Linked DNA regions of Homo sapiens: region 1 is linked to region 2. A link is an interaction called in ENCODE POLR2A ChIA-PET data of the cell type or tissue named here. Cell type or tissue: HCT116. All regions are shown on one strand. Each heading gives the region's core, and the rest is flanking DNA. Links, peaks and the distances in the headings are about the cores only. Region 1 has its middle 8.4 kb from the start of LINC02692. Region 2 holds the start of LRRC26 (leucine rich repeat containing 26).

Region 1 (8,312 bases), core at 114-8,113, 210 kb before region 2:
GGTGGACGGATGATGGATAGATGTTTGGATGATGGATGGGTGGATAGACGGTTAGATGGATAGATGGATGGTTGGATATTGGGTGGATGGATGGATGGGTAGATGGATGGATGGTTGGATGATGGGTAGATGGTGGATGGTTGGATATTGGGTGGGTGGGTGGATGGCTGGTTGGATGATGGGTGGATGGATGGATAGATGGTTGGATGATGGGTAGATGGTGGATGGTTGGATATTGGGTGGGTGGGTGGATGGATGGTTGGATGATGGGTGGGTGGATGGATGGTTGGATATTGGGTGGATGGATGGTTGGATGATGGGTGGGTGGATGGATGGTTGGATATTGGGTGGATGGATGGTTGGATGATGGGTGGGTGGATGGATGGTTGGATGATGGGTGGGTGGGTGGATGGATGGATGATGGGTGGGTGGATGGATGGATGGTTGGATGATGGGTGGGTGGGTGGATGGTTGGATAATGGGTGGGTGGGTGGATGGATGGTTGGAGATGGGTGGGTGGATGGATGGTTGGATGATGGGTGGGTGGATGGATGGTTGGATGATGGGTCGGTGGATGGATGGTTGGATGATGGGTGGGTGGATGGATGGTTGGATGGTGGGTGGGTGGATGGATGGTTGGATGATGGGTGGGTGGGTGGATGGTTGGATGATGGGTGGGTGGGTGGATGGATGGTTGGATGATGGGTGGGTGGATGGATGGTTGGATGACGGGTGGGTGGATGGATGGTTGGATGATGGGTGGGTGGGTGGATGGATGGTTGGATGATGGGTAGGTGGGTGGATGGATGGATGAAGGGTGGGTGGATGGATAGTTGGATGGATGATGCTTTTTTGCTCTTTTTTTCTTGTGCCCTAGATGGGGAGGCTGAGGTTAAAAGCAGCAAGTTTGGTTGTGTCTGGATTGGGAGATATTCTATACTGTGTGGTTGTGAGGACACAAGCCTGGGTGTCAGAAATCCTGGACCACAGCCTGGCATATATTGGATTTAACCCTAGGAAGGTTGAGAGTGAAGGTGGCTGTCTTTTGGCAGAAAGGGCTTGTTGGGTGTTCTTTCCTGAACGCGTCAAGGAGGTGTCCCTCAACCCTGGGGTGGGGGTCAGACACAAGGTCCCCCAGAGCAATGGCCTCACTCTCTACTCTCTTAGTCCTTTCCCTCATCCCTCCTCCTACTGGGCCACGGTGTCCCCATGGGTGAGACTCACTCTACAGGGCCAGGACTTGGGCCTTCACCAGCCTGGGGCCTGGGCCACGCCCTCACCCGATGCCTGGCTGCAGCAGGGGATGGCTTCTGCATGGGGTCCAGGCACAGGACCTAGGCCAAAAGAGAGGAGTGGCCTAAAGAGGCTCAGCTTGAGAAGAGAGCCCTGCCCTGCCCCTGACAATCTAAGAGAGACTCCGCAGGCCACCTTCTCCCTCTTGACCTGGCACAGCCTTTGCCAGCGGAAATTCTTTTCAGTCCCTCTGCACAGATGGGGAAACTGTGAGGTTCAGGAAGGCTGGCTGGTCACTTGGCAGGGTCACCTTGCCCCTGCCAGCTTCCCTCCCCCAAGGCAGGGAACATAACCCCGGCTGCAAGATCATGACCACCATGTGCTGGTGGGAGCCACCGCCTTCCTGGCACCCAGCTGTACCCTCCAGTGGTGACCAGCTCCCCGGACAAAGGCACAAGCAGAGACTAAGACTCCCTGGCGGTGCCCTCCTCCTCCCTGGCGGTGCCTCTGCAAAGCCCAGCGCACTCCCCTTCCCTCCGTATCAGCTCCTGGCTGGGGAGACAGGAGATGCTGCCTAGGCCTGCATTCCTTCCCAGCTCTTATGGGGAGGGCGGGCTTCAGGCCTGGCTGGATCCAGGGCCCCAGCCACCCCCTTCTGTGTCACTGGCCCTGGCCGGAGTGGCTGTGCAGTCCCATTGGCCCACTTCACTCCCACCTGGGTTGCAGATGGTCTCTCTCCCAGAAGTCCTCAGTCCTGGGTGGAGGCTGTGTTCCCCCATCAGTGGTCAGGGGACCCCTCCACACAGCCCTCCCTCTCTTGGACTCCAGCTACCACAGCCCCCCTCATCCCATCTTTCCTGGGGTGATACAACTCTCTCTGGCCCTGGTGGTAGCGGGCCCTGTGTGAACCTCCTCCCCGCAAGTCCCCCAGGGGCACCAGCCCTTCCTGGCTGAAGACCCTTTCCCCATGTCTGCACCAGGGGACGGGGCTGGGAGCTGGCGGCGTGGAGCCGAGGCCAGGAGAGGCCAGGCAGGTGGTCCAGGCATGTCTGCCGGCATGTGAGCCCAGAGGCCTGGGGCTGGACACAGACCAGAGAGGGAGCCCGCCTGCCCACCTGTCTGCTTGCTGGAGTCAAGCCAGGCTGGCCCAGTGGGGTGGGGTGTCCTGCTGGCCCCTACCCCCATGCCCCAAGCACGGCAGCCCAGGCCCCTGTGGGTGGCCAGATTGAATCTCTTTACCCTGGCCTGAATCTCTTTACATCTGGGCCTGCTGGGTCTGGGAACAGCCTGTGCCTGCCCCTCCCACAGAACAGGGTCAGCGGGGTTGGGAAGCAGGTAAGTTCTGGTGGGTGGAGGGGCTGGACCCAGGGCTGGCTTCCGTGCCTCCAGTGGCCACCACCACCTCCCGGATCAGCCCCTGCGGTGGCAGAGGGGGCCTTTCCCCGAAGGCCAGCTGTGGTCCCTCTCAGCCTTGTCCAGGGCCCACCACAGCCACACAGAGCCTGTGCCTGCGACGGTGACCACAGGAGACTGTGACAGTGACGGTGACCACAGACAGGCCACCCAGGGCTCAGGCTGGGTATGGTGGGCTCTGGTGGGAAGCAGCTCCCGCACGGCTCACGGTGGGGAGGGTCCCTTCCGGTCCTCACCCCGCGATACCCCTTCGCAGAGCTCATGCCCCCTCGGGGCACTCTACCCACCGGGTACCTTCCCTGGGCTGCCCCACAGGTCAAGCGCTCCACCCACGCCCTCTCAGACACCAAGAGGCAGCCTGGGAGGGGCTGGGCAGGCGGGAATGGAATTTTCGGGTCTGGGCCAGGCTGTCCACAGGCCCAGGAGGGGGACCAGGCCCAGCTCCTCTTCACACTTCTCAGACCTGGGGCGACCGGAGGCTCCTGGGTATCCACCCCAGCACCCCAGACCAGGAAAGTGAGGCACAGGTGGTAGAAGACCTGCCAGAGCCGCCCAGCACCTGGGCCCACACTGCTTTCCCAGGATCAGGCTGCAGAGCCCCTGGGCGGAGTGGGAAGCACAGGGTCCCCTTAGCGTTGTTCTGTCTTTGTGGGTCCTGGGCCTGCTCCCGTGCAGACCTTCATCTGAGGGCGTGTAGTGTGTGGTGGGGAGGTGGACACAGCTGTGCCCTGACCTCAAGAGTGGCCTGACCTGGGTGCGGGGCTGGGTCTGTGTCCAAAAACAGACACAAAAGGCCACACATTATGTGATTCCATTTATGAAGTTCTAGAACAGGCCAAGCTCCTCTCCACTATTAGAAATCAGGTCTGTGGCTGCTGCGTCCGGGGTGGGGACACTGTGGGGTGGGGTGGAATGTTCTGTGGCCAGGGGTGAGGGTGCTACCTGCAGCTGGGTGGCGGGGGGGTAGAATGTTCTGTGGCCAGGGGTGAGGGTGCTGCCTGCAGCTGGGAGGGGTAGAATGTTCTGTGGCCAGGGGTGAGGGTGCTGCCTGCAGCTGGGGGCGGGGGTTGAATGTTCTATGGCCAGGGTGAGGGTACAGCCTGCAGCTGCGGGGTGGGTAGAATGTTCTGTGGCCGGGGGCGAGGGTGCTGCCTGCAGTTGGTGGGGGTAGAATGTTCTGTGGCCGGGGGCGAGGGTGCTGCCTGCAGTGGGTGGGGGTAGAATGTTCTGTGGTCAGGGGTGAGGGTGCTGCCTGCAGCTGGGGGGGTGTGGAATGTTGGAATGTTCTGTGTTGGGGATCGGAGCGCTGCCTGCAGCTGGCAGGAGGTGGAGGGGGTCTGGAATGTTCCACGTCAGGATCAGGTTTTGCTCACGTGGGTGTTCATCGAGGTGTGCGACTCAGGTGCCCGTATTGCTGTGAGACGGCTCCCACGGTGGGACATGGTGATGCCACGCTGGATGCCCCCACGTGCACCTCTTGCCGTGTGTGGGTGAAACTCCTCCCGCTGAGTGCTGGGCTCCCGGGTCTGGGTCTGGGGGTGCAGCACACGTTCATGTTCGCATTCTCAGAACACCCACTGACCCTCTCCCACCAGGCAGAGCCCACCCTCCCTGCCTTCATGTCTGCAGGGCCTGGCGCGGAGCACGAGGCCGCTGGGCACTGACTATGGAGCTCAGAGCTGTGTTGGTGGACCAGGCATCCCGTGAGGCCACGGATGGTGGCCGTGGATCTACCCTGCCTGGCCCACTTCTCCTCCACACTCCCCTTCACAGCGCATGACTAGGCAGCCAGGGCCCTGAGCCCTGCAGGAGGAGTTGAGGGGTACACACCAGGACTGGAAAGCCTGGGGCTGTTGCACAGAGATGAGCGGGGAGGCCAGGCTCCTCAGGAACTCGAGTGGAAGCCCCACCCACCAGGGCCTGCAGGGACAGGGCTGCGAGGGGACTGCCTGCAGGGCTGCTGGGAATGGGACCTGGAGCCTTGGCTGAGCAGGGCGGGGGCTCCTGCTGGCTCCTGAGCCCAGGGCCGCCCAGCTCAGCTGGGCCCAGCACTCCCTGTCCCTCAGGCCCTGCCTGATCCGGTCTCTTTATCTTGGCCGAGAGCAGCGCCCTCCCGGCCACCATCTGGGCCTGCTGGGCCAGGACCAGCTGCCTGGGGCTTTCCAGCGCTGCCTCTGCATGTTTTCTGCAGGAGGAAGAAGGAGGGTTGGGGGCAGAGTCATCCAGGGACTGAGTGGGCGGCATGGGGGGCCAGACCTGTGGTGCAGAGCTGAGCTGGAGACCCCCTCAGACCCTAGGCCCTGCTACCTTTCCCCCGGTCCCTGGGAAGCACGTTTTCCCAGTAACCTCCTGGCGTGAGAAACTTGGCCCCGGCTCGCCGATTCCCCGAGACTCACCCCACGTGCCCCATACATACAATGCGGGGACTCGGGGCTCCTGGCAGGACGGCCCACAGAGTCAGGACAGCCACCAGGGCCCCCACACAGGGGGACAGGTGGGCTGAGGGGCCCCTCTCTAATCCTAGGGTGTGGGGAGGATCTGGCCTCCCAGTCCCCAGGGCCCCTCTGCTGGAAACGGGGTGCTATGATATGAACGTGTCCCTAGATTTCACATGTTGACATTTCATCCCCAAATCCACTTTTTTTTGTTTTTAAGACAAGGTCTAGCTCAGTCGCCCAGGCTGGAGCAGAGTGGCGCAACCTCTGCTGACTGCAGCCTCGACCTCCCTGGCTCAAGCGATCCTCCCACTTCAGCCTCTCAAGTAGCTGGGACCGAAGGTGCGCCACCACGTCTGGCTAATTTTTAAGTTTTTTGTAGAGATGGGGTTTCTCCATGTTGGCCAACTGGTCTCGAACTCCTGGGCTCAAGTGATCCTCCTGCCTTGGCCTCCCAAACTGCTAGGATTACAGGCGTGAACCACCTTGCCCGGCCCTCAAATTCACATGTTGGTTGGAGGTGGGGCCTCTGGGAGGTGATTAGGGTTAGATAAGGTCCTCAGGGTTGGGCCCATGGTGGACTTGGTGGCTTTATGAGAAAAGAGAGACCTCAGCTGGCAGCTCTTGCCCTCTGCCACACTGCAACTTGGCCCCTTGACGTTGGACTTCTCAGCCTCCTGAACTGTAAGAAATAAATTTACTTTCTTTGTACATTTCCAATGTCAGGTATTCAGTTATAGCCACAGAAAGCTGACTAAGACGAAGGGGGTGAAGTTTGTGGGGGGCTTGTGCAGGGGCAGCCCAGGGTCCTCAGAGCCAACCCCAGGCAGCTCCACCCACCCCAGGGGCTCTCCTGAGGTGGGCCATTGGGGGAGCCACCTCCTAGTGTCCTCTTGGCAAACCAGAACTAGGAGTGGGCTGGGGCTGTGGGATCTCAAAGAAGGAGTGGCTGTGGGTACAGTCACCATGGTGAGGGAGCAGCAGCTGCCCAGGATGTATCAGGGAGGTTGAAACATTGTCTCCATCTCTGTGCACCGCCTGCCTAGGCGTACACATGCCAGATACATGTGAACACACAGAGGCACACACGTGTGCACACAGGCACACACAGGCACACGTGTACACACACAGGCACTCACAGGCACACCCATGCATGCACACACGCACACACGTGCACAGGTACACACATGCACACAGGCACACACAGGCACATATACACACACGCGCGCATGCACACAGGGCCTTTGCTCTGTGATACAGTCTCCCTTGTTTCTTCTGAAACATCTCCCAAGGGATGTGGACGTGTGGGCCCCGTTGGAGAGGAATGCTGGTGGAAAAAGCTATTTTGTTTTGCAGGAAATTGTCTTATTTCTTAGGTTTGTGTGGATTAACTGGGATTTGGGTTTTTTCCATCCAGCCAGCAACTGTGCACTTCAGTGGTGATCAGAGCGGGTCCCTGGCTCTGTCCCCACGGGGACTCTGCCCTGGGAGGGGGCTCAGGGTTGTAGGGATCCTCAGGCCGGACCCCGAGTTGGCTGGGAGGATGCCGATGAGCGTCTTGCCCCGTCCCTGCCTGACTCGGGACACAGAGCCCAGGGCCTGGGAGTGCTCAGGGCAGGAGACGCGGCAGATGCCAGCATGAGGACGGCCCAGCCTGGCAGACAGATGTCAGACAGAGGAAGAGGAGGCAGTCCACATGCCAGTGGGGCCAGAGGCCAGCACAGAGCACCCTTCCCATGGGGTCTGAGTCCTTGTGGGATGAAAGAACCCCACACTGGATGGTGAAGCCGGCGGGTCCTTCCGCATTCAAGGCAGGCGTCCTCTTTCTGTCGATGGGGCCCCAGGCCTGCCCTGGAGCCATCGCTGACCTCCCAAACCAGGAAAGGCCACGAGCCCAGGAGATGGGGCCGGCTGGGGGCAGGGAGGAGGAGAGGGCTGGGCTCTAAGGCCGGGCTGAGGATGTGGGCCTGGGGTCTGGGGGTTGCTGTTCCGGAGCCAGCGGAAGCCCCTGGATGAGGGGAGAACAGACTCCACCGCTGGGCGGCAAGGCGAGGCACGGGGTGGGTGGGCTGCAGGGCTGGGGCTGGGGGTCAGCTCAGGGAGCAGCAAGCAGGCTCGGGGAACCCCTTCAGAGGCACCTGGGAGTTGGGGGAGGGGGCCCATCTCATACCCACACTGTCCTGTGACCCTTCCAGGGGGGACCATCCCAGGCCTGGCAGGGGAGAGGGAGCACCGTGCCCACCCTGGCCCTGGAGGTGGTTCTGGGGCTTGGGGTAGTTTCTCTTCTGCTCTCCCCCTCCCCTCAGGCTGGACAGCGCCGGGGTTCAGCCCCCTGTGACCGTGGGGCACCCTGGGCAGACGCTCGCTGACCAGGGGCCCTGCAGGCCTGGCGCTGACCTCAGACGGGCAGGGGGTCTGTGAACCCAACGATTGCTGCCTTGGGCAGCTGTAGGCGTGGCAGTGCCCCAGGGTTCAGCACCTGCCTGACCACACGGCATCAAAGCCGCCTGTCCTCCCCAGCCCCCGCACAACCTGCCACTCCCTGCTCGGCAGAGGAAGGAGACTCGGGCCACACCCAGGGAGGGACCTCCTCTGGCTCGACATGGAAACCTAGGCTGTAGCTCCCTGCTTCCCCGGCTGTGTTTGTGTGGCCTGGTGGCTGAATCTGCACAGAGAGCAGGACGCCAGGTGCGCTCCCGGGAAGCTGTCCTAGAGAGGGGCCGGACCGCACACCTGGCGCTGGAAGCCTCCATGACTGGATGTTTGCAAGAAACAGAAAGAAACTTCTGTCCAGTCTCAGCCACAGGCACGCCAGGTCCTCTGCTGCCTTGCCGCAAGCTCGGGGGTTTCAGTGAGACCCTCTCCCACTCCCACGGCCTCGAGTGGACCAGGTAGCCCTGGTGTTGCTCCCTGGGTGCTCTTGACCCCCCAAGGCGGCTACAGGAAGGAGAAAGGCCTATCTTGAAAGGACTGGAAAACAGTGCGTCAGTATTTTAAAAATTAAGCTACACCATCATAGGACCTGGCTATTGCCTTCCTGGGTATTTACCCAAAAGAGATATAGCACACACCCACGCACGATGCGTGTGCCCACGGCGGCTTTATCTGTAATGGCCCCAAACTGGAAACACCCCCAGGTCCACCCACAGGTGAAGGAGAACAAATCGTGATGTATCTGTGCAACGCGACACTGCCCAGCAGTGAACGAAGGAGCTACTGATGCTCTCAACA
Region 2 (8,294 bases), core at 1-8,000:
GTGGCGGCCGCTCTGCCCAGCCCGCCCATGCTGCTCTCTCTCACTCTCTGGACCTTTCTCCCCGGCCCTCCTGGGTCCTCGGCTTTCCCCGTGTGTCTCCGTTAGTCTGCCCGCCCACCTCCCCTGCCATGACCCACACGCCATCTTGAAGCCTGTCATCTCGTTGGTCAGTCAGTCAGCCACACCACCTCTCGGGGCCAGGTCTGGGGCCCTGGGAGCCCAGCGTGGCCCCATCCTGGACTCCTCAGCTGCCGGGAGGCCACACCACTTCTCTGTTATGTCCCCGTTTCTCTCGCCTCTCCCAGAGGGGCCCGCCGCCCTCACTTCGCCCCTGCGACGGCCCTGGAGGGGGTGGCTGTGATGTCCCATCCCGTCCGTCTGTCTGGCCACTGGCCCCGCCCCCCAGACACCTGTCTCACCTGTCTCACCAGAGCCATGCGTGTTGCATCTTCATGTGGTCTCTGTGTGGGCCGGGGGCTGGGGGCCGGGCCTGGGTCCGTCTGGGTGGACGGCTGGGGCCTGGAGTTGGAACTGGCCCCGGCCACAGGGGACTGTCAGGCAGGGAGTGGGGTGGGACCAAAAGGGGTGGCTCCCACCCCAGGCTGAGCGGGGGCCCTGCAGGAGGTGTGGCGGCAGCTCCCAGAGGGTCTGAGAATGGGTAGGGGCGGCCCCACAAGCCCTGGCCTGCAGAGCCCAGGACGACACTGAGGTTCCCAGACAGGGAGGCCTCTGGAAGGGAAACGACCACCTCAGCTCCTGACCCCAGCAACCCCACAAGGCCCACCCCAAAGAGCCAGGCCTTCTGCCCTTTGGAGCCCAGAATCCCCCACCTCCTGCTCGGGGCAGCTTGTCCCTGTAGCGGATATGCACACTCGGACCAGAGGCCCCCAGAGCGAACCCAGCCTTGCTAGAGGCACCCCAGGCCCAGGCACCATGGTGGGGAGGGGCTGCCCAGAGAGGCAGCGGAGACCTCAGCCCCGTGGCCACCCTGCAGTCCAGGGACCAGTCTGGCCCACAGGAAGCCCCCAGCCCATAAGCAGCATCACCAGAGAGAAGCTTACGCCCGGGGGAGGAAGTGCGATTTGCAGCCACCTGCCCCTCAGTGCACTGGAAGCGGGGCAGACCTCCAGGGCACAGACAGGACTTGGCATCAAGCAAGCCAAATCCCGAGATGAAGCCACCAGGGTGCCCCAAGAGGGACCCATGAGGCCTGGCTGCTCAGCTTCCTGGGGAAGGGACTTGGCATGCAGGATGGGTGGACAGTGAGAGCCTGTAGGCCTGGGGGCCACTGGAGGCTCAAGGAGCAGGTGGAAGCACCATTCCTGGAGCCACCTCTGCTGCGGAAAGCGGGCAGAGCTGATGCTGCAAAGTCTGAGCCAGGAGTCCCGCAGGGAACAGGGAGGGGGAATAGCGCAGGGATCGTGGGCTGGGCAGGCTGGGGAAGAGGGGGTGTCCAGGCAGACAGGAGAAACAGCGATTTGGGGCAGGCAGCCACGGGGGGCAAGCACAAATGTCGTGCAGGTGATGGGCCACTTTCAGAGGGTGACACTGGGTCCCAGGGCCCTGCCTGGAGCGAGGCCAGGTGCAGCTCAGAGACCCTCATGGTGCCCTCCCAGGGACATGTTCCCAGCGGAACCCTCACCCGAGCCTCTCTGGGCACCAGGGACCGTCCTCTGGGGCCAGTTCTGGCATCACGTGGCATCTGGGGCTGGCCCCGCCCTGCAAGGCTGAACTGTGGGGGGCACTGCCAGCTGGGGGTCTGGGCAGGGGAGGGCAGCCCAGCTCCCACCTGGTCTCTGGGGCTGCGAGCTTATTCAGAGGGAGGCGTGGGTGGGGGGCTCCTTTGGGTAGGGTGGGGTCAGTCCGGCTGCGGAGATCCCCTGCCCCTGTCCTGTGGCCGGTCCGGGCCAGGGCGGCACTGGGCGCTGAGGGCTGGGGTCCCTGGCGGCCGGCGGGGCCAGCGGGTATTGATTGTTGGTTCTTATTTATAGAGCACCGGGGGTGGACGCGGCGCTTTGCAAAACCAAAAAGACACAGTGCTGCCGCGACGCGCTATTGAGAGGGAGGAGGGCCAGCTGCAGCTGTGTTCCCGTCATAGGGAGAGCTGAGACTCCCCGCCCGCCCTCCTCTGCCCCCTCCCCCGCAGACAGACAGACAGACGGACGGGACAGCGGCCCGGCCCACGCAGAGCCCCGGAGCACCACGGGGTCGGGGGAGGAGCACCCCCAGCCTCCCCCAGGCTGCGCCTGCCCGCCCGCCGGTTGGCCGGCTGGCCGGTCCACCCCGTCCCGGCCCCGCGCGTGCCCCCAGCGTGGGGCTAACGGGCGCCTTGTCTGTGTATTTCTATTTTGCAGCAGTACCATCCCACTGATATCACGGGCCCGCTCAACCTCTCAGATCCCTCGGTCAGCACCGTGGTGTGAGGCCCCCGGAGGCGCCCACCTGCCCAGTTAGCCCGGCCAAGGACACTGATGGGTCCTGCTGCTCGGGAAGGCCTGAGGGAAGCCCACCCGCCCCAGAGACTGCCCACCCTGGGCCTCCCGTCCGTCCGCCCGCCCACCCCGCTGCCTGGCGGGCAGCCCCTGCTGGACCAAGGTGCGGACCGGAGCGGCTGAGGACGGGGCAGAGCTGAGTCGGCTGGGCAGGGCCGCAGGGCGCTCCGGCAGAGGCAGGGCCCTGGGGTCTCTGAGCAGTGGGGAGCGGGGGCTAACTGGCCCCAGGCGGAGGGGCTTGGAGCAGAGACGGCAGCCCCATCCTTCCCGCAGCACCAGCCTGAGCCACAGTGGGGCCCATGGCCCCAGCTGGCTGGGTCGCCCCTCCTCGGGCGCCTGCGCTCCTCTGCAGCCTGAGCTCCACCCTCCCCTCTTCTTGCGGCACCGCCCACCCACACCCCGTCTGCCCCTTGACCCCACACGCCGGGGCTGGCCCTGCCCTCCCCCACGGCCGTCCCTGACTTCCCAGCTGGCAGCGCCTCCCGCCGCCTCGGGCCGCCTCCTCCAGACTCGAGAGGGCTGAGCCCCTCCTCTCCTCGTCCGGCCTGCAGCCCAGAACGGGCCTCCCCGGGGGTCCCCGGACGCTGGCTCGGGACTGTCTTCAACCCTGCCCTGCACCTTGGGCACGGGAGAGCGCCACCCGCCCGCCCCCGCCCTCGCTCCGGGTGCGTGACCGGCCCGCCACCTTGTACAGAACCAGCACTCCCAGGGCCCGAGCGCGTGCCTTCCCCGTGCGGCCCGTGCGCAGCCGCGCTCTGCCCCTCCGTCCCCAGGGTGCAGGCGCGCACCGCCCAACCCCCACCTCCCGGTGTATGCAGTGGTGATGCCTAAAGGAATGTCACGCAGTTTTCGGTCTGTGTCGCTTGTTGACGCCGGCAGACAGTGTAAAGGGAGGGCAAAGGCATGGGGGAAGCTTCGAGCGCTCCAGGCGGCCGCGGCCGCTCAGGCTTGGGCGGCAGCGGCGGGGCTCCCCGGGTCCGCGGGCGAGGCACAGCCGTGGGGGTCGGGATCGGGGTTCGGGTCTGGCGGTCTCGGCGGGCGGAGGGCGGCGGTGCGGAGGCGGCGGCGGCGCGCACGGCAGGCGGTGAGCCCAGAGCCCAGCGCCAGGCAGGAAGCCAGGCTGACGAGGAAGGAGGCCGGCCCGAGCGTGTAAACCACGGCCAGGTCCCGCAGGGCGAGCGGCTGCGCGCAATGGCTAAAGGCGGCGTCGGAAAAGGCAGTCAGGGGGCTGAGCGTCAGGCGTCCCGGCCACACGCAGAGCACCGTCTCGGCCTCTGTGGGACACAGACAAAGGCGCGGCGTCAGGTGGCGGCTGCCGCACCGCCCTGCAGACCCCGACCCGCGTCCCCAGCAGCTCACCTGACGCGGGCAGCGGGTGCCGGCGCAGCCAGGCGCAGAGCGGGCGCAGCGCGCACCCGCAGCCCCAAGGGTTGCCGCGCAGGTGCAGCGCGTCTAGAGCGGGCAGGCGGCCCAGCAGCCCCGGCGCGAGTGCCGCCAGCTCGTTGTCCTGCAGGCTGAGTGAGCGCAGCAGCGGGAGCGCGCCTAGCGCCGCGGGCTCCAGGCGCGCCAGCCGGTTGCCGGCCAATGAGAGGTTGCGCAGCGCGCGCAGCGGCGCGAAAGTCCCTGGTGCCAGTGCTTCCAGCTGGTTGGCGCTCAGGTCCAGCAGCTGCAGCGCGCCCAGGCCCCAGAAGGCTCGCACATGCACCGAGTGCAGCCCGTTCTCGCGCAGGTCCAGGCGCTGTAGCGCGCCCGCTCCCGCGAAGGCACCTGGCGGCAGCGCACGGACGCGGTTGTGGTCCAGCAGCAGCGCGCGCAGGCGCAGGCTCAGGCCCGGGGGCACGGCGGGCAGCGAGAGTGCCGAGCAGCTGGCCAGGCCTCCCGGCACGCACGTGCACACCTCGGGGCAGTCCGGGGCGCCCAGGGACCCCGAGGGCGAGGCCGTGGCCGACACCTGGGCCCAGACAGGCCAAGGCGACAGCAGCAGCAACAGCAGCAGCAGCGGCCGAGGCCGCGACCAGGAAGGGCCCCGCATGGGGGCAGCCCCCCCGCCCCCGGCACCCGCGGTGGGAGGCCCGCTGCCTGTGCGTCCCTGGAGCCCGTCGTCCGCGGAGCCCGTTCCTGCGGCGCCTGCACAAATATTAACTCTCTGGCCCGAGCTCAGGCAGTTCCTGTCCCACGGCTGGATCCACGCTTGGGGCGGGGGCAGGGCAAACAGCCAACGCCCGGCACCGCCAGCCACCTGTCCGGGAGCTCCAAACTACTCTTGGCTCAGCGCCGGCCACAGCGCTATCAAGACCACCTCACCCCGCCTTGTCCACCACCGGGCGCCCGCCGAGCCCTGACCTGAGCAGCAGGACACCGCCCACCTGCACCCGCCCAGCTCACGGCTGCAACAGGCGCCCACACGCAATGCAACCCAGAGGTCCTGCTCCTCACCCGTCTCGACCCCACCCAGGCTCCGCAAAGTGATCCCAACGTGCACATGCGGAGTGGCCCCCACGCAGGGATGGTCCCATTCCCATGCTGGATAGGGCCTGGGTTGGAGACAGGCCTTGGGGTGGAGGGAGACAGCACACCCGAGGCAGGAGAGGCGTGCCTGCCCCACCCCTCCCCCCCAGGACTCTCCTGGGATAGAGGTACAGACCAGTGCAGTGGGGCAGGGGTATCAGCCCAAGTCCTGCTGTTAAACCCAGCGCCCTTCACAGTTGCCAGTTGCAGGTCCTGTTCTAGGGGCTTTCCAAAGCTGGGTGCAGGAAGGAGCCGGGCTGACCAGCTGTGGCAGAGAAGGTGGAAACATTAGGGGTATGGCTTACTGCCAGGGGGCAGAGGAACAGGGGAACTTGCTGTGGGGCCTGGGCACTCTGCTTTGATGAGACCCATATGCGCGTGCACCCCCCATGATGCAGCCGTGAGGGGTGTGAGGGCCTGCAGGGAGGACGGTGCACAACCACTAAACAAGCTTTAATTCCCCTCCCCCAGCTGCCCTCAGGAGGGCCTGCAGGGAGGACAGTGCACAGCCACTAAATACGCTTTAATTCCCCTCCCCCAGCTGCCCTCAGCCCTCTACTCAGGTGGTAGGGGCGGGGGTGGTGGCGGCTCCTCTGAAGAAGCCTCCATGGGGATGGCCACAAGGCTCTGATCCTCTAGTGGTGGCACCAGGGAGACCTCCAGGTCAGCGTCCATTAGCTGGGACTCCACGTAAACCGGGTGCAGGTCCATGAGATCTTCCTGGACCCCAAAATTCTCCACCAACCTGCATGACGGGCCGGGTCATCACGAGCTGGTAGAGTCCTTGTTCCCCCAGGACAGGCTGGCGTCTGGGACAGTGCACCCCCACAAAGGGCCTCCCTTGGGACAGCACACCTCCTCTTCCAGGGACAGCACCCCTCCTCCTCCAGGGACAGCACCCCTCCTCCTCCAGGGACTCCCCTGGGATAGCTCCCCCCGCCAAGGGCCTCCCCTGAGACAGCGTGCCTCCCTCGAGGGCCTCCCTGGTGCTCACCTGTTGTCCACTTGTCTCGGGCATGTTTCACTGAGGGGACGAAGGCCAACATGAGTCCTGGAACAGTGCTGGGCCCCCGGAGCTCCCCCAGCACACGCCTAGGAAACGCCATTCCTACCCCAGGTGACAGCCCACCCAGGGGGTAAAGCCCTTCTTGCAAGACCAAGGGCCCAGGGCAGCCAGCCTGGCCTCACTCCCATCCTCTCCCGGCCCCAGGGTTCACGCACCCCTTGGCCCGCAAGACACCAATTGCCACGATGACGAGGGCACAGAAGCAGCTGGCACTGATGCCCGCCAGCACCACAAGGAGGGCGATGAGGGCCTCGCGGCTGAGGCCAAGGCTGCATTCACAGTAGGTTCCAGCTGCAGAGACAGGGCCACATGGCCATGGGCCGGTCACCTGCCTGCAGAGGGCCCCCAAGTCTGCCCCTGCCCTGGTAGCCACCAGAAGGACACCAGAGCTCCCACCTTGCCTGGGGAAGGGGAGCCATGGCTGGGAGTGGAGTGCGGGGGCAGGAGGAGGCACCTGCAGCAGGGATGAGCAGAAGGGACAAATATGTGAGGCCCAAGGGGCCACCACGCAGGCAGGACACAGGCCAGGGACCGGGGGCCATGTCCAGCCCTGGCCCCACTGCACACCTCTGACGGAACTGTTGGAAGGTGCTGACTTCACAGTAGGACTGTGAGGTGGGGGTGGGGGGGCTCACAATGCCAGTGTGTCATTTGCCCTTGGGCACCGCAATTCAAGGAGCCATGGCCAAGCAGCTCTGGGAATGGGACAGGTAGGGTGGGCAGAGGCCTGAGAGCCCAGCCAGCTCAGGCCAGCTCTGAGGCAGAGGCAGCAGTGGGGCTGGCCTGGTCTTACGGGCAGTCCTTCAGTGGTTTCACCGTGTTAGCCAGGATGGTCTCGATCTCCTGACCTTGTGATCCGCTCGCCTCGGCCTCTCAAAGTGCTGGGATTACAGGTGTGAGCCACTGCGCCCAGCCAAATCCTTCACAGTGAAAGGGGGTGGGCAGCACTCCAGGCCCCGATGTGGGTGCGGTGGCCTGGCAACCTTGCAGGGTGGGCGGCAGGCAGCCTCGGCCTCAGCTCCCTCCCAGCATAAGGGCTGCGGCAGCTCAGCATGTGGGCTGGGCTCCAGCTGGCTGTAGGTCACCTTCCTCCAGGGCTGGGGCAGGAAGGGGCCAAGGAGGGCTAAGGGGGTGGGCTTGCACCCATCCTCCCTCCCCACTGCTTCTGGGAGGGTCTGGCTCACGCCCTGGCAAAGCTCAGGTCAGAAGGGCTGCCGGCACCCAAGGGAATCCCCCATCAACTTGGAAAGGTCTGGGGGACACTGGCCACCCCTGTCTGAGCAGGACCCCAAGCCCTGCCTCCCAGACATCCCCCAAGGCTCCAGACTAAAGGTGTCACTGAAGTTGGAGCCCCCAGGAGCTTTCCCCTCTGCAGAAAAGACAAGCGTTGCCCAAGGAAGTCGACCGCAGGCCGGCATGGCCAGGGTTGCTTTCAGCCTCCTCCCTGCACCTGCTATTCCAGGCTGGGAGAGAGGCCCCTGCCCTCCCAGCCTCCCCTCCTCTGGACCTGCCAAGCAAACCGCCAGGCAGCAAAAGGAAACACCTGCCCCACAGCCAACGGAGGCCAGGCCTTCTGCCAGCTCAGGACACATGGGACACGGGGGGTGGGGGGGGTGGGCACAGTCTGGCCCCAGTGGCCCTGGGCACCAGGGACCCCCTCGCCTGTTGACAGGCACCCTCCTGCTGGGGTCCTCCGACCTCTGACTTGCCGAGTGACACCGTGACCCGAGATGCACCCTTCGCCCTTGTCTTCAGGACACAACCAGAGATGGAATCCACAGGACACAGAACAAAAGGTGTACCAGAGCCAGGCTGGCAGTGACACTCGACAGGCCAGCCCAGCAGGTTTGTATCCTGGTTAGGACAATGGCACACCCAGCCTGGGGCCAGGTGGTGGCCACAGACAGCGGGATCCAGGCAAGGCCACCTTGCTCTGAGGGGGCATCAGAGCAATCGGGACCATCCCACCAGAATTCAGGAGAGGGGTCCCTCTTTTTGTGACAGCAGCACAGACAGCCTTGGAGTGAAGTGGAGCAGGTGGCAGGGCCCAGGGCTAGAGGGGAGATACCGCACAGGCGGAAGCAGCCCTCCTTGGCGGGGCAGAGGCCTGATGGGCACAGGCTGTGCATCTGGCGCCTGCCTAATCCCGGCCACTTCCTCCTTCAAGCCCTGAGGCAAACAAGAGTTCTCCAGAGCAAGGAGGGTGCAGGAATGTCCACTGAACGGGA

What was found. Peaks named below come from ENCODE experiments on the same cell type or tissue, not always from the same donor. Only the 100,000 strongest peaks of a DNase experiment are listed, where the experiment ranks them.
Region 1: POLR2A ChIA-PET joins it to region 2 with 5 read pairs; 2 of 35 experiments call an interaction of 5 or more read pairs at or near these places.

What each region holds. Positions count from the first base shown.
Region 1 is chr9:136,956,842-136,965,153 of GRCh38, forward strand. No RefSeq gene overlaps it. Among named protein-coding and RNA genes, the nearest start is that of LINC02692, 8.4 kb to the right of the region's middle. RefSeq lists an enhancer at 2,016-2,516. In HCT116, for the core only: no CTCF peak of the experiment used is centred there; a DNase peak (open chromatin) is centred at 7,607; H3K4me3 peaks cover 805 bases; H3K27ac peaks cover 911 bases.
Region 2 is chr9:137,165,420-137,173,713 of GRCh38, forward strand. GRIN1 (glutamate ionotropic receptor NMDA type subunit 1) reads left to right here. Exons shown (of 20, transcript NM_007327.4): 20 at 1,992-3,337. The coding sequence ends at 2,108. It overlaps LRRC26 (leucine rich repeat containing 26), which reads right to left and starts at 4,632. Exons shown (of 2, transcript NM_001013653.3): 1 at 3,852-4,632; 2 at 3,339-3,766. The coding sequence starts at 4,524. The coding sequence ends at 3,435. TMEM210 (transmembrane protein 210) reads right to left here and starts at 6,637. Exons shown (of 4, transcript NM_001282477.2): 1 at 6,521-6,637; 2 at 6,222-6,357; 3 at 5,995-6,024; 4 at 5,439-5,745. The coding sequence starts at 6,608. The coding sequence ends at 5,556. It overlaps MIR3621 (microRNA 3621), which reads right to left and starts at 3,851; the gene lies at 3,767-3,851. It also overlaps LOC124902315. RefSeq lists an enhancer at 2,271-3,135 and silencers at 2,905-3,024, 3,255-3,364, 3,605-4,124, 4,285-4,344. In HCT116, for the core only: no CTCF peak of the experiment used is centred there; a DNase peak (open chromatin) is centred at 4,182; H3K4me3 peaks cover 2,339 bases; H3K27ac peaks cover 1,860 bases.